2 separate regions of the Homo sapiens genome follow, and region 2 is linked to region 1. A link is a contact called in ENCODE Hi-C or POLR2A ChIA-PET data. All regions are on one chromosome and are shown on one strand. Each heading gives the region's core, a stretch centred on a gene start or an enhancer-like site at or near the end of the contact. The rest is flanking DNA. Distances are from core to core; before and after follow the strand shown. Region 1 has its middle 94 kb from the start of LINC01203. Region 2 overlaps LINC02154 (long intergenic non-protein coding RNA 2154).

Region 1 (6,936 bases), core at 2,984-5,483:
TAAGTTCAGAACAATGAACTCATCAGAGTTATTTTTACATGTACTGTAGTTTGGCCTAGAGCCACTGGTCACAAGAAAGCATGAGTGTGTTCTGGGCAGCATTTCTGCTTAAGCAGCTTCAAGACAACACCTCCAAGACAAGGAGATTCCCTTTGCAAATCTCCTTGAGGCCTTTTCACGGTTTACAGAATTTTAACTAATTAATGTTTAACTTGGTTTTGTAAACAATATTACACAAAGAGAAACCCTCTTAATAGAGACATACTCTCTAGAAGTGTCTTTTTAGAAGAGTGCTGTCCAATGAAATATACTGTGAGCCATACATGTAATTTTTTTTTTTTTAAGACAGTCTGGCTCTGTTGCCCAGGCTGGAGTGCGGTGGCACAATCTGGGCTCACTGCAACCTCTGCCCCCTGGGTTCAAGTGCTTCTCCTGCATCAGCCTCCCAAGTAGCTGGGATTACAGGTGTGTGCCAACACATTTTTGTATTTTTGGTAGAGACAGGGTTTCACCGTGTTGGCCAGGCTGGCCTCAAACTCCTGACCTCAGGTGATCCACCCGCCTTGGCCTCCCGAAGTGCGGGGATTACAGGCGTGAGCCAGTGTGCCCGGCCATGCATGTAATTTTATTTGTTTAATAGCCACATTAAAAGATGTAAAACAAATGGGTAAAATTAATTTTAATAATATCTTTCATTTAACCCAATATATCTAGAATATTTCATTTAACCCAATATATCTGGAATATTATTTCAACATGTAATCAGCAGCAGGCATCCCTTACCTGGCCACCCCCACCCTTTCCCTCAAACTGCCTTTGAAAAATCTCTACTAAAAATACAAAAAATTAGCCGGGCGTGGTGGCAGGCGCCTGTAGTCCCAGCTACTCGGGAGGCCGAGGCAGGAGAATGGCATGAACCCAGGAGGCGGAGCTTGCAGTGAGCTGAGATCGCGCCACGGCACTCCAGCCTGGGCGACAGAGCAAGACTCTGTCTCGAAAAAAAAAAAAAGAAGAAAAAAAGAAAAATCCCTAACCTACAAGCTTTGGAAAAGAATGATTTGAGTACTAACTCTGCATCCCACGTGGCGTGCCCAGCTTTGTGTCTATTAAACTCTCTACTACACGCCATGGTCTTTCTTATTGCAGTGGGTAAGAAGAACCCCTTGGGTAGTTCTTCTTCTACCCCTTGGGTAGAATAATCTCTTGATTCCAAGAAAACCCAATGTTTAAGGAAACTCTTTTATTCTGACTACAGGAGCTTTTGTTATGGGAATTGACTATGCAGGGAAAACTCTCTCTAACTTTTCCTTTTCCATTATCCATTAATTGGGTTGTCAGGGCAATCTAGATTGAGTGTGCCTATAATTTGTAGGATGACCAACCATTCTTATTTGCCCAGGACTGAGGGTTGTCCCAGTACATGGACTTCGGTGCTAAAACTGGGAGAGTCCCAAGCAACCTGGGACGAATTCATCACCGTAAATTTAGAGAAAATGTTTTAAGCACTCCTGGGAGCGCCTATGTGGTGTGTCCTTACAGCAAATATTTGGGTAACAATCTCAAGATTGCTTAAACTCTCCATGCCTCAGTTTCCTTCCTGGCCTCAGTTCCCATATTGGTAAATAAGGATCATAAATATAACCTATCTCATAGGGTTACTGTGAAGATTTGACGTATATTTAAGGTGTCTAGAGATATGTAAGTTGCTTTAAACAGACTTGGCAGATAGTGCTCAGTTGATGTTTATTATTAGATTTTTTATTTGTTTCTCGAGGTCAGGATGCACATCTGATATCTCGGCATCACCCCTTCCCCAAAATGCTTAATACGCTGCCATAAGTAGAATAAACACTCATCAAATATGGCTGAGCCCAGCAATCCCAGTTGTCCTGGCTCTGGTCTGGATGTGGAAGCCATTCTCTGAGGCCTCCCAAATATGGTCAATGTAGTGCCTCTCTGTTCAGAATAGGCACTGACTGCTTCAGGTCCTGGTTTCTGGCCTGTCTGGTATCCTGCTGTGAAATATGACATCATCGGATGGTGTCATCTCTGGCCAGAACCTGAGTATCATCTCGAATTATTTTCCCATGATTATCTTTGCAAAGCTGTTGGGTTCTGGCTTTTCCAAACAGCACAGCCAAGAAGAAGGCTTCAACGTGGGATTTAAGCTATATGGCATCAAGATTGGTTGCCTTCCCACTGCCAGTATCCTTCCGCTTTTTTGTTTCTAGCAGAACCTGCCTCCCATGCTGGAGACAGAGAATGCCAAAGACTCACTTTCCCAGCTTCCCCTGTGTCTAGAGCAGGTGACCCATTCGTGGCCAATGGGACCAAAGAGAATACCTGCTAAGGGATTCTGGGACAAAGTTCCTCCCTCCTTTTCTGATATTTGCTACTTGGAGCTGAGGGGGGCCATTGCAAGACCATGACAGAGGATCAAGAGAACTACAAAGAAGATGGAATTGGATGGAAAATAAAGAATGAATATGTGAGTCACTGCTGCTTTGAAGTCATTTAACTGCTGAATTAACCAAGTCTGGAACCTCCTGCCTCCAGACCTCTTATTATGTGAGATTTTTCAGTAGACCCCTGTTGTTTAAGTCATTTTTAGTTGGATATTTAGTTTCTGCCCTGGAAAATATTCTAACTGACACAAATGAGTTCTTTGATGGCCCTAGGAAGAATTAGTCCTTAATTAGTCATAATCCCATGTTCTTTCTTCAAGACCCCTGCTGCCAAAAGCCAAGGGTAATCTGTCACTTCTAGAACTTCTCTGGCCGGCCCCTGCAGACAGTATAGTTTGATGGTTATGAGCACAAATCCAGGAGTCAGATCTTGGCAAGTGTGAGCTTTGGCAAGTTACTTAAACTCTCAGTATCTTAATTTTCTTCATCTGTGATCTGGGAATGATGATAATAATGCATCTAACTTGTAGAGTTTTGTGTTAAATGAAGAAACACACAAAAAGTACTTGCCTGGCTCATAATATGCACCATAGGTGAGAGCTGTTTCGCTTATTTACTATTCATTTTATGTAACCTTGTGCTGTTATTGATTTACACACACACACACACACTTCTTCCATTGCTCTTTCATGTCTCAGTGGTTGTACTTATCATCCATAAAGAGAAATTCCATTTTCTAAAACAGCACATTTCTAGGAGCCAGGGAATATGCTTCTTCACTCACTAGCTGTGCCATGAGCACTTCACTTATTTTCTCAGTATTTAGGTTTCTTCATTTGATAAAGAAAGCTGGCCAGGTACAGCGGCTCATGCCTGTAATCCCACCACTTTGGGAGGCCGAGGTGGGTGGATTGCTGGAGTCCAAGGTGGAAGGATTGCTTGAGGTCAGGAGTTCAAAATCAGCCTGGGCAATGTAGTGATACCTCATCTCTACTAAAAATCAAAAAAATTAGCCAGGCATGGTGGCATGCACCTGTAGTCCCAGACACTCGGGAGGCTGAGGCTAGAGAATCACTAGATTTAGGGAGGCGAAGTGAGCTGTGCAGTGAGCTGTGATTGTACCACTGCACTCCAGCCTGGGTGACACAGTGAGACCCTATTAAAAAAAAAGAAGAAGAAGAAAGAAAAGGGAAGGTATTGTCTTTATTTCAGTTCCCCCCAAAAAAGACCCTGATAAAGTGCTAGTCATTTACTTGGGAGGTGATTGAAGGAAACTCCAATAATGGAGTGAGAAGGTGAGCCTGGAAAGGAAGGAAAGGCAGGGAAGCCCTTAAAAGATACACTATCAAGCTACTTCCTGCTATGGACAAAGGGACCACAGGGCTTCATCCCACGAAGAGCTCTCAGCATAGACCACCCCATGCCTCAGAGGTACACCCCCAAAGGAAGAGCTTGCTGGCTATTTAAACACCATCTCCCTTCAGGCATTGGTTGAGAGCTGCTGGGACGGTGGTGCATTCAATCTCAGGCTCTCCTCCCTCTGTGGGTGGGCTGAGCAGGCCCAGCCTCGAGAGGAAATTGGCAGTCAGCTGAAAGTGGGGCAGCACATACCACAATGGGAAGGTCTGAGGGGGGCCTCTCTAGGCTAAAGTGGTGATTGATTCAACTCAGTAAATATGTTTTTGCGGGGGAGAGAGGGAAGTGGCAGAAGCTATTCTGTCCAAAGAACTTTGCTAGCTAAGCAACAGGCTATGAAGATGAGTAAGAAATGGTTCCAGACTTTAAGGGTGTCACAATTCAGTGGCAGAGATAGGCATGTTAACAAATATTATATTAACAATCTTTACTGTGTAAGGAGTCCAAGACTAGAAGTTTGTTTATTTTTACCTAACAGACTGGTAAATAGTGAGGCTATGGGAAAACAGACAATCTCATGCATGGTTGCTAAAAGGAATGATTTGCCAATGTTTTTCAAAAATACAAATGTGTTTGTTTACTCTTTGACCCAGCAATCCATCTTCCGGGAATTTATCCTATAGATCTGCCTGTACATGAACAAAATGATGAATGTGCAAGGTGATTCATTGCAGCATCATTGTAATAACAAAAGACTAGAAATAATCCAAGCGAACATCAGGAGGGACTGGTTAAATGCAGTGGAGTAATTTGCAGCTGTATAAAAGAGTGAAGGAGTCTTCCCCAGAATATATTGTTAAGTTAAAAAAAATCAAAATGAAAAGGCAGAGTATATGTGGTGAGATAGAGGATTCAGAGCTGATCAAGGAAAGGACATGACCACGAAATGACAGTAGCACAAATGAACTTTGTTTGGGTGGTGCTTGGTTAGCATACGTGAGTGAAGTTCTTCACAGCAGGAGACCTTCCAGAAAGAGCAGCATGGAGCCACCACCCAGAAGAGGAAGAGAACAAGGGCATTCCCAGGGGAGAGGGAAATCGGAGAAGTGCCTCCTGCAGGTAGATGATGTTACCCAGTAACAAGATGGGGAGTCTTTGGGGTCAGAGAGCTTGAATCGGCAGCAGTGGCTTGGTGTCTTTCGTATCCCCAAGGTTCATCTTATCTATGGCTAGCAGATGTTGGGTACAGCTTCATAGGATGTGCAAGACAGGCAGGCTTTAAATAGCTAAAAATATGGTTATTTGGGCTACATTTAAGGCAATCAGATGTATATGAATTTGAGTTTAGTGCCAGAGGGCTTTGAGCTAATTGTCCTAGCCTGCTGTGAAGATGTAAACAACATGGGGACCAATATCCAGGGCCCCCCACCTTTAGCCCATTTATATAACAGCATGTAACATGTTAACTCTATGTAAGAATGAGGGAGAAATCAGAACATATATGTGTTTGTACATAGTTCCATAAAGAAACATTGGAAGTATATGCAAGAAACTAATAAAAGGAATGAGGCAATAGGGTGGAGGACAGACCAGCTTATGGATGCTAGTAAGACTTCTCAATATATATTTTTTATACCATTTTTATTTTTGAACCACGTGAAGGTATCACTTGAAAAAACAAGTAAAATTAAAGCAAACGAAGAAGAGGGTTGTCCAAAGTTCACAAGCATCATGGAGGCAGGTGGTTAACACTGTTGGAGGGATGGGAGATTATGGTTTTAGTGCAATCACATCATTCAGGTATTTATTTACTGTCCACCTTGTCCTAAAACTTTAGTTCTGGCACATAGTAGGCACATGATAAATATCTTTTTGAATTAACAAGTAAGCAATGCAGAATTTGAGAAGCTAGTTTTCTTTTTCTTTCTTTCTTTTCTTTTTTTATGGAGAGACAAGGTTGCAATCTTGTCTAGGCTGGAGTGCAATGGTGTGGTTATAGCTCACTGCAACCTCGAACTCCTGGGCTCAAGTGATCCTCCCACTTCAGCCTTCCAAGTAGCTGAGACTGCAGGCATGCCACCATGCCCAACTAATGTTTTTAACTTTTTATAGAGAAAGGGTCTCACTATGTTGCCCAGGCTGGTTTTGAACTCCTGGCCTCAAGCAATCCTCCTGCCTTGGCCTCCCAAAGTGCTGGGATTATAGGTGTGAGCCACCACACCTGGCCAAGAAGCTAGTTTTCAAGTTCAAATACAATTTCTAGGGGCATTTTATAAATTGTAAGTTGCTATTCAAAGAAAATAATTGTTTTTATGTTTCTTACATCCCCTACAGAGCTTAACAAAAGTATCCTGCGCTTCTTAGACCCTCAGATATTTATTGAACAAATGATTTCATTAAAAAATAATTTCCAGATTTCTGCTGTGATGGTACTTTTCCACTTAGGAGGCTTAGTTTTAAGTAAATTTCAGTTTTAAAAAGCACTTTTTTCAATTATTAGTTTATTCAACAAATATGTGTTCAACACTTACTATGACCATGACTGAATAGCCACCAAACACGTGATTAAATCTCAGTCTCTTATCACGCATCAGATTTTCATATCATTTATGGCATATGTAGGTATGTTGGGCAGTCAGTAAAGAAAACCTGCAGAATTTATTCTGGTTTTTTTTTTTTTTTTTTTTTTTTTTTTTTGAGACAGAGTCTCGCCCTGTCGCCCAGGCTGGAGTGCAGTGGTGCGATCTCAGCTCACTGCAAGCTCCGCCTCCCGGGTTCACGCCATTCTCCTGCCTCAGCCTCCGGAGTAGCTGGGACTACAGGCGCCCGCCACCGCGCCCTGCTAATCTTTTGTATTTTTAGTAGAGACTGGGTTTCACTGTGTTAGCCAGGATGGTCTCGATCTCCTAACCTTGTGATCCACCCGCCTCAGCCTCCCAAAGTGCTGGGATTACAGGCATGAGCCACCACGCCTGGCCAGAATTTATTCTATCCTTATGAACAGTGCTTGCTCAAAAAAACCCTGAAGTTTTTTTGTTTTGTTTTTGTTTTTTTTTCTTTACTGAGTACAAAAGAATATTCATTTCTGGAAGAAGATATTTGCGATACATACATCCAAAAAGGATTTATAACCAGAATATATAAAGAATTTCTCTAAATCAATAAAAGAGGACAA
Region 2 (6,936 bases), core at 2,926-5,425, 160 kb after region 1:
TAGGAAAATTTTTACCCCTCAGTGCTCAATATACAATTTTCTCAAACTTTACACCCACTGCTTAGATAAAATCTTTCAATATTGCAGCCAAGGATGAGAAATTTTAATTTCGGCCCTGTTCTTTGTCAAGAACTGTTCAATATTCTAAATCAATATAGTGATCATGGGGCTATAAGTCCCTCGAGGTGCCCATTTATCAATAGCAATTTGACTCAGTAAGAATTTGTAAACTAGCTTCACAAAGAAGGCCACAGACTAGAGTTCCTCAGCCTTGACACTGTTGACATTTTGAGCCAAATAAGTCTTTATCGTAGGTGCTGTCCTGTGCATCGTAGCATCTTCAGCAGCATCCCTGGACTTGATCCACTAAATGCCAGTGGCACCCCCTCACCCAATTGTGACCACAAAAAATGACTCCAAACATTGCCACGATTCCTGGGGGGCAAAATCACCTCCAGTTGAGAGCCATTGCTATAGAGCATAGAACACTGGTCTCAAACTTCAGAGATGGGAAAAATTTAGGACAATAAGAATGTAAAGTGACTTTTTCACTAAACCTCTTTTTTCCCTTTCAGTATAAAATAATAAGATGGCTGATCCTGCAAAGAGGCGCGGTGACATCAACAGTGACTCAGTCTCTATGATGGTATTAGTAACTGGCAGCTGACTCTCCTATTTATCATCAAGTTATGTTCCAAATAAGACTTTCAAGTCTGAGAAAAATGACAAATCCCTTCCAGGCATGGTTCAAGTTAAAGCTGAAACTGTGTCTTCGTTTCAGCTCAAGAGAGGTTTTGATTGTGTCGTGGCTTTTCCTTGTGTATTGGTTGAGGAACTGTGCCTTGGAGGGGCGGGGAGTCTTGAGAATGGGTCAACTGATGGAGGGGGAGTGGAAGACATTGGTTGCCCAAGAAAATATGTCAACATCTGTCCATCACTGCAACTCCGGCCTGATTATCATTTTTTCTGCTTCTGTAAGCACCAATGAGACAATGCCACTGAACCACATTCTTTGTTGCCTGCAGTATTTCCCACCACTGCGCCACCTCTGATATGCTAATGAGGAAGCCCAGGGTTTTGTGTGGCTGAAAAGCCTTTCAGGCACAATCAGTGGGTCAACAATCTCAACTCTGTACAGCGGCTCAGCCTGCTCTGTGAGAGGCTCCTCTTTCGGAGGGGTCCTTCCTCACACCTTTTCTGTGAGTGCGTCTGTGCTTAAGGAAGGGCAATTAACCATCTGGCTGCTTGTCCCCTGGAGAAATTGACAGAACATCAAACAGAATAAACTCATACCTTGAAAACTGCCAAGTGGCACATGACTGTCCGGTTCACTGTGGGGAGAAGCCACTAACCAATGGTCTGAATCTAAAAATGACCCAGTGGCACCGGTTTGTAGTAAAACTTTGAAGATAGAACTCCATGCAAATTCTGACTCCATAGTGCTGGTTCTTGATGTAAATCTCCCAATGTAACTGTCAAGGTTTAAAAATATCTTACGTAGGTGTTCAGAATCATAAGGTCATAGAATTATAAAATGTTAACCGGCAGAAGTATTTTCATCTTTGTCATACGAAAAAGAGTAATTTGCTCATAATAAGCCTTCAATATTTATGTATTGGATTGCAATTAACAGGAATCAAAGGAATCTTATAAGGATCATTTATCTAGAATAATCTCTATTTTCTAGAATTACTTAATGATCATTGTCTTTATTCAGCCTAAGTAACATTGAAATTTTTCTTCATTCAAATAAATTCATACTCATGAAGCCTTTCCCCACTTTTCATTTCATATTCTGTTTCTACTAGTATTGTTAACCATTGCAAAGAAATACTGTTGCCCTCCATTAAAACCTGAACTGCCTGCTGTCTATGGTTTATTTATCTAACAAAGATTTATTGTGGCGCCAGACATTGTAATAGGCCATAAAGACACAAAAAAGAAAAATAGATAGTTTCTGACCTCAGGAAAAACTTAGTCACATGAGGGAGACAGTATATAATACAACGTGGTTAGTACCTGATGAAACAGTGCACATGGTGCCATGGGAACACAAAAGCCAGCCACAGGGAAGTCAAGGAAGGCTTCCTGGAGGACAGTGAACCGAATCTTAAACTGAATAATATGTAGTGAGGAAAAGCGAGGGTAAATGGAATTTTATGAAATTTGTCAGAAGAGGTTAACCATTGTAACAAACAGCCCTGGAATTTCAGGGGCAAACACAACCAAGATTTATTTCTTGCCTATGTCACAGTCTAATGAGGTTGTCAGGGGATGTCACAAAGTGTGGTACTGTGTTCTATGAAGTCTTTCAGAGACCTGGTTCCTTCCATTAGCAACTCCCCCATCTTCTAAGACTGCACTGGATTCTTGGTTTCCTCTTCCCCAGATAGTTTGGCACCAGGAGTGTCCTCAGTAAGATAGATCTGCTTCCTGCTCTCATGGAACTACTCTAATGAAGAAACACACAAATCAATACATAAGAAAAATAGGCCTTACTTAGATGGGATGGTCAGGGAAAGCCTCTTTGGAAAGATGACATTTGAGCTGATATGTAAATGACAAGAAGGAGCTATCCACAAGAATGTGGAGGAGGAGGGACATTCCAGGCACAGAGTTAAGTTAGAGTCAAGGTCCTTAGTTAAGAATAAGCTAGGTAAGCGTCAGGATAGAAAAATGTCCAGTGTAGCTGAGGATAGTGGGCCAATGGGTGAATGGACAGATGAGGTCTCAGAGGTCAGCAGAAGTTAGCTCATGAAGGACATTATAAACTAGATTAAGAAGGATGGATTTTTAATCTAAGTGCAATGAAAAGTTATTAGAGAGATTTGAGCCCAGAACTAATGTGATTTATATTTTTACAAAACAATTCATGTGGAAGCAGAGAAAACTAGTTAGGAGGCTTTTGTACAAGCCCCAGTTGACAAAGGGTGGTGATACCAGTGGAGATGGGGAAAAATTGAAAGGTTTGAGAGGTGCTTTGAAAATAGAATTCACGGGACTTGCTGTTCCAGAAGTATTGGGTGTGGAAGGTGAGGGAAGCTATAAGACAGTAATCAAGAACAATTACTTGAGCACTAAGTGGGTGGTAAAACCATTTACTGAGATATGTGTATTTCTAGGGGAGCTATATGAGATACATGAGACTGGAAAAAACCTGATTGGCAAAAGAGAGAATACTCTTGGGTCATGTTGAGTTCGAGATGCTTATTAAGCTTCCACATAGTGATATCTAGTTGGCTGTTGGATACAGGAATCTAGAATCCTGGGCGTGAATATTTTAAAGATATTGGACATGATGAGTTTGCCCAGTTAGAGTGTGGACAAAAGATACGAGACCCAGGATAGACCCCTGAGGCGCTCAACATTTAGAGGTGCAGGCAGAGGCAAAAGACCCACCAAAGGAGCATGAAAAGGAATTGTGAGGTAGGAGGAAGCCACCAGGGTGCTGGTGAGGAGACAAGGGAAATGGGTAAAGTTCTAGGCAACAGAGAAAGGGGATATTTCAATTTTATTTCTTTAACTTCTGCATCCTCCAAACCCAGTAAGCCATTTTAAATATGATTTCCAATGAGAATACATCTGGTCAAATTAATATACTCACGAACAGCGTCCCCACAATGAACTTTTGGCCCAAGATTCATTTGTCAAGGAGATGCGGAATCAGTGGAATGGCCAATAGAACGTGGACTCTGAAGCAACCTTCCCAAAAATACAGTCATTTTTGAGATGGAGACATCGAAGCCAAGGAAATTCATTTCCAGCTTCACGTCTGAAGGTTTGAGTTCACATTTCAGCACTAACAATTGTGTATCTCTAGGGGAACTATATGAGGTTTCTGAGCCTCAGTTTCATTTTCTATATAATGGGTGTAATAACCACTGTGTATTTGTGATTACTCTCATCCCTCTGAGTAGATACAATCTTTCTGTACAATAATAAGACTTCACGCTTTCCTATCTTAGAAACCCCTTTAAAACTCCTCCCCAGACCTTCCCCTAGGTACTACTTGCTGCATTAGGTGCTGCTCTGTGTCTAAGAACTGCTGACTTTGTTTGTCTGCAGTTACTCATTATAATGTCATTACCTACCAAGGAAGGAGTATTGTTGCCTGGGCTGCTAGCCTCTGCTTCATTTGGTCATGCTTGAACTCTCTTCTTAGCTCACATCTCCTTTCTAGTCACAAGGATGTAAAATTGTCTTCAGTTTCCTCCCACCCATTCTTATTTTATAAATTGTTCGAGAAGGCGTTGGTGACCTTTACATGTGCCTCCAAATGCACTGGCTTCACACATGGTTTCTTGCACTAGCCTTGCATCTTCATGTCCTTCAAGTCAATCAATTCCTTCCACCATCCATACTGTCCAATCAACCTCAACACCACCTAACTCACATGGTGCTTGAAGGAATCAAATACTTTAGCACACATGTTGTGAACTTCATCTACAAAGGCAAAAGAGTTTTCTTGGTACTCTTGTAGCTAGATCTTTAAGCCTTTAAAAATAGACAAATGGGGACTAAAATCAAAAAGGGCTTATGTAAGTAGATTAAAGCATTTGTTCTGATTGATGCAGACATTTAAAAATGCATTATTCTAAAGAACACAATTCTAGCTCTGTGGAAGTGCTATTGAATTTCAGTCCTCTATGCCTTATGATTTTTGTAACATTCTGTTTTAGAGTCCAACAATAGACTCTGAATTTTCCCAGAGACATGAAAAGTGGTCTGTAAACAAAATGACCATTCTTCTAGAAATCAAATCATCACCAATTAATAGAACAAGGACATCATTTTTCACCCATCATTGCATTAGCTCATTAGCTCAGGCTGCCATAAAAAGCTACCATAGACTAGGTAGCTTAAATGACAGAAATTCATTTTTTTGCAGTTCCTGAGGCTGGAAAATCCAGGTTCAAGGTGACAGCCAATTCTGTTTCTGGTGAGGGCCCTCTTGCTGGCTTGGAAATAGCCAACTTCTCACTATGTCCTCATGTGGCCTTTCCTCAGTGCATGTGCATGTCGTATGTATGTGAAGGAGATCTCTCTCTCTCTTCCTCTTCCTATAAGGCCACCAATTCTATTGGATTAGGACCCCACCCTTATGACCTCATTTAACCTTAATTACCTCCTAAAAGCCTTACCTTCAAATCTAATCACATTGGTGGCTAGGGCTTAAACATATGAATTTTGGGGAAAGAGCCATAATTTAGTCCATAGCACTGGTAAACACTGCTCAGAGTTCATTGCAAAGGGCACTTTTGTACACTGCTCGTGGGGGTAAATCTGGTGTAGTCATTATGGAGGGAAATGAGGTGACGAGTACCAGTGGTCTTAAAATGGTCTCTGATGCGATAATTCCTCATTTACACCCTTAAGAAAATAATCAGAGCTGTATATACAGATTTTTGAATACATCTTTTTCTAAACCTACTATTTATAAATGCAAAGGCCTAAAAATAACCCTTTTATGTTCAACAATGGGATAATAAACACATAAATTCAGAGGCAATAATATGGTGCCAATGTGGTAGAGTGAGGAGAAATAATCTTTTTTGAAAAATCTTTAATGCCATGAGAACATATTTAGGATAATATTTAGAGGGGAAATAGGCTACTTAAAGGAATCATTTAGAATAAATTAATATTTTTAATGCATATATAAATTTGATATGCATTTACATAATATCAGAAGAATAGACATATAAATAGTAACTGGTTAGGACTGCTTGGTGGGATTTAGGGTGGTTTTTTTTTCTTCAAAGTCTTTTGTGTTTCCAAACTATTGACAGTTCGCATTTATTATCAGTATACTAAGGAAAAAAAGCCATTTTAAAAATAGCTCTAGGAAACTATTCAAATCTAAAGCTTAAGCATTTATATTTCATGCTGCTTATGAGAAGACCAGGGACATGTAGCAGTTGCTTGTTTTTTTCTTTGTAATTCTAGTCATTCTATGTGACTCCCCTGTAGCAGGCAGAATAATGGTCCCCTAAAGATTTCTACACTCTAGCCCCTAGAACTTGTGAATGTGTTACATGGCAAAGGGGAGTTTGCAGATGGGATTAAAGGTATAGGTCTTGAGATGGGAAGATTATCCTGGGTTGGCTTAGTGGACTCTATCTAATCATATAGGTCCTTAAAATCGGATAAACTTTTTGGGCTGTGGTCAGAGGGAGATCTGACGGCAGCACCAGAAGGACTTGGCCCGCCACTGAAATTGCCTTTTTCACCTTTTGCAGGGAATTCTGGTAGCCTGCAGAAGGTGAAAAAGGCAAGGCAAGAAAATCTCCCCTAAATCTTCCAGAAGGCATGCTGTGCAGCTGGCACCTTGATTTTAACGCAGTGAGATTTGCGTTGGACTTTTAACCTATAAAACCATGAGATAATAAATGTGTATTGTTTTAAGCTACTAAGTTAGTTGTAATTTGCCACGGCAGTAATAGAAAGTTGATGTAGTCTTGAAAAGTAATTTCACTCAATCTTGTTTAATTTGGTGTTCACACCACCCCCTCCATTATAACCACCTGTTTTCTTTTTTTTTTTTAATCTTAATTATTCAACAAGTATTAACTGAGGACCAGCTATGAACTGGACACTGTTAGGTGCTGAGGAAAAGAGAAAGGAAGTGTAAGATACAGCTCTGAGTTTGGTAGTACAGACAAATGACCTTTTAGAGAGAACCAAGAGCGTGTTAGGGAAGAAACACTGTGTTGCTATAATATTAATCTGATCTTTTTAATGATTTTCTGTAGCTTAATGTTCATTCTTTTGAGATATTTCTGTTTAACTGATATCAGAGATGAAGTCTACATATAAGAACAATAAATTTCCTTTGCATTTTCTTTCTTACTCTTTGTGACTATCAACCCAGCAGATACAACCTTTAAATAAATTTATCGTCTATCTCAGTATAGAGACCTCTAAGTCACCAAATAT

The links. Hi-C counts contacts between places; a loop is a spot of excess contacts on that map. ChIA-PET counts read pairs that join two places held with the same protein, here RNA polymerase II (POLR2A). Pooled maps may share reads with other maps.
Region 2: a loop to region 1 is called in a map with no recorded cell type, with 1.8 times the contacts of the local background. The contact joins two enhancer-like sites. A Hi-C loop is called at or near these places in 13 of 37 single-sample maps with no recorded cell type and 5 of 50 pooled maps. POLR2A ChIA-PET finds 5 or more read pairs at or near these places in 1 of 52 experiments (OCI-LY7).

Annotation. Positions count from the first base shown.
Region 1 is chrX:13,425,693-13,432,628 of GRCh38, reverse strand. No RefSeq gene overlaps it. Among named protein-coding and RNA genes, the nearest start is that of LINC01203, 94 kb to the right of the region's middle. RefSeq lists an enhancer at 3,706-4,223. Within about 2 kb of position 4,233, at least 5 of the 41 ENCODE cell types and tissues checked have a DNase peak (open chromatin) inside an H3K27ac peak, as active enhancers do.
Region 2 is chrX:13,260,975-13,267,910 of GRCh38, reverse strand. It overlaps LINC02154 (long intergenic non-protein coding RNA 2154), which reads left to right. Exons shown (of 2, transcript NR_146309.1): 2 at 576-1,863. Among named protein-coding and RNA genes, the nearest start is that of LINC02154, 39 kb to the left of the region's middle. RefSeq lists an enhancer at 3,837-4,086. Within about 2 kb of position 4,175, at least 2 of the 41 ENCODE cell types and tissues checked have a DNase peak (open chromatin) inside an H3K27ac peak, as active enhancers do.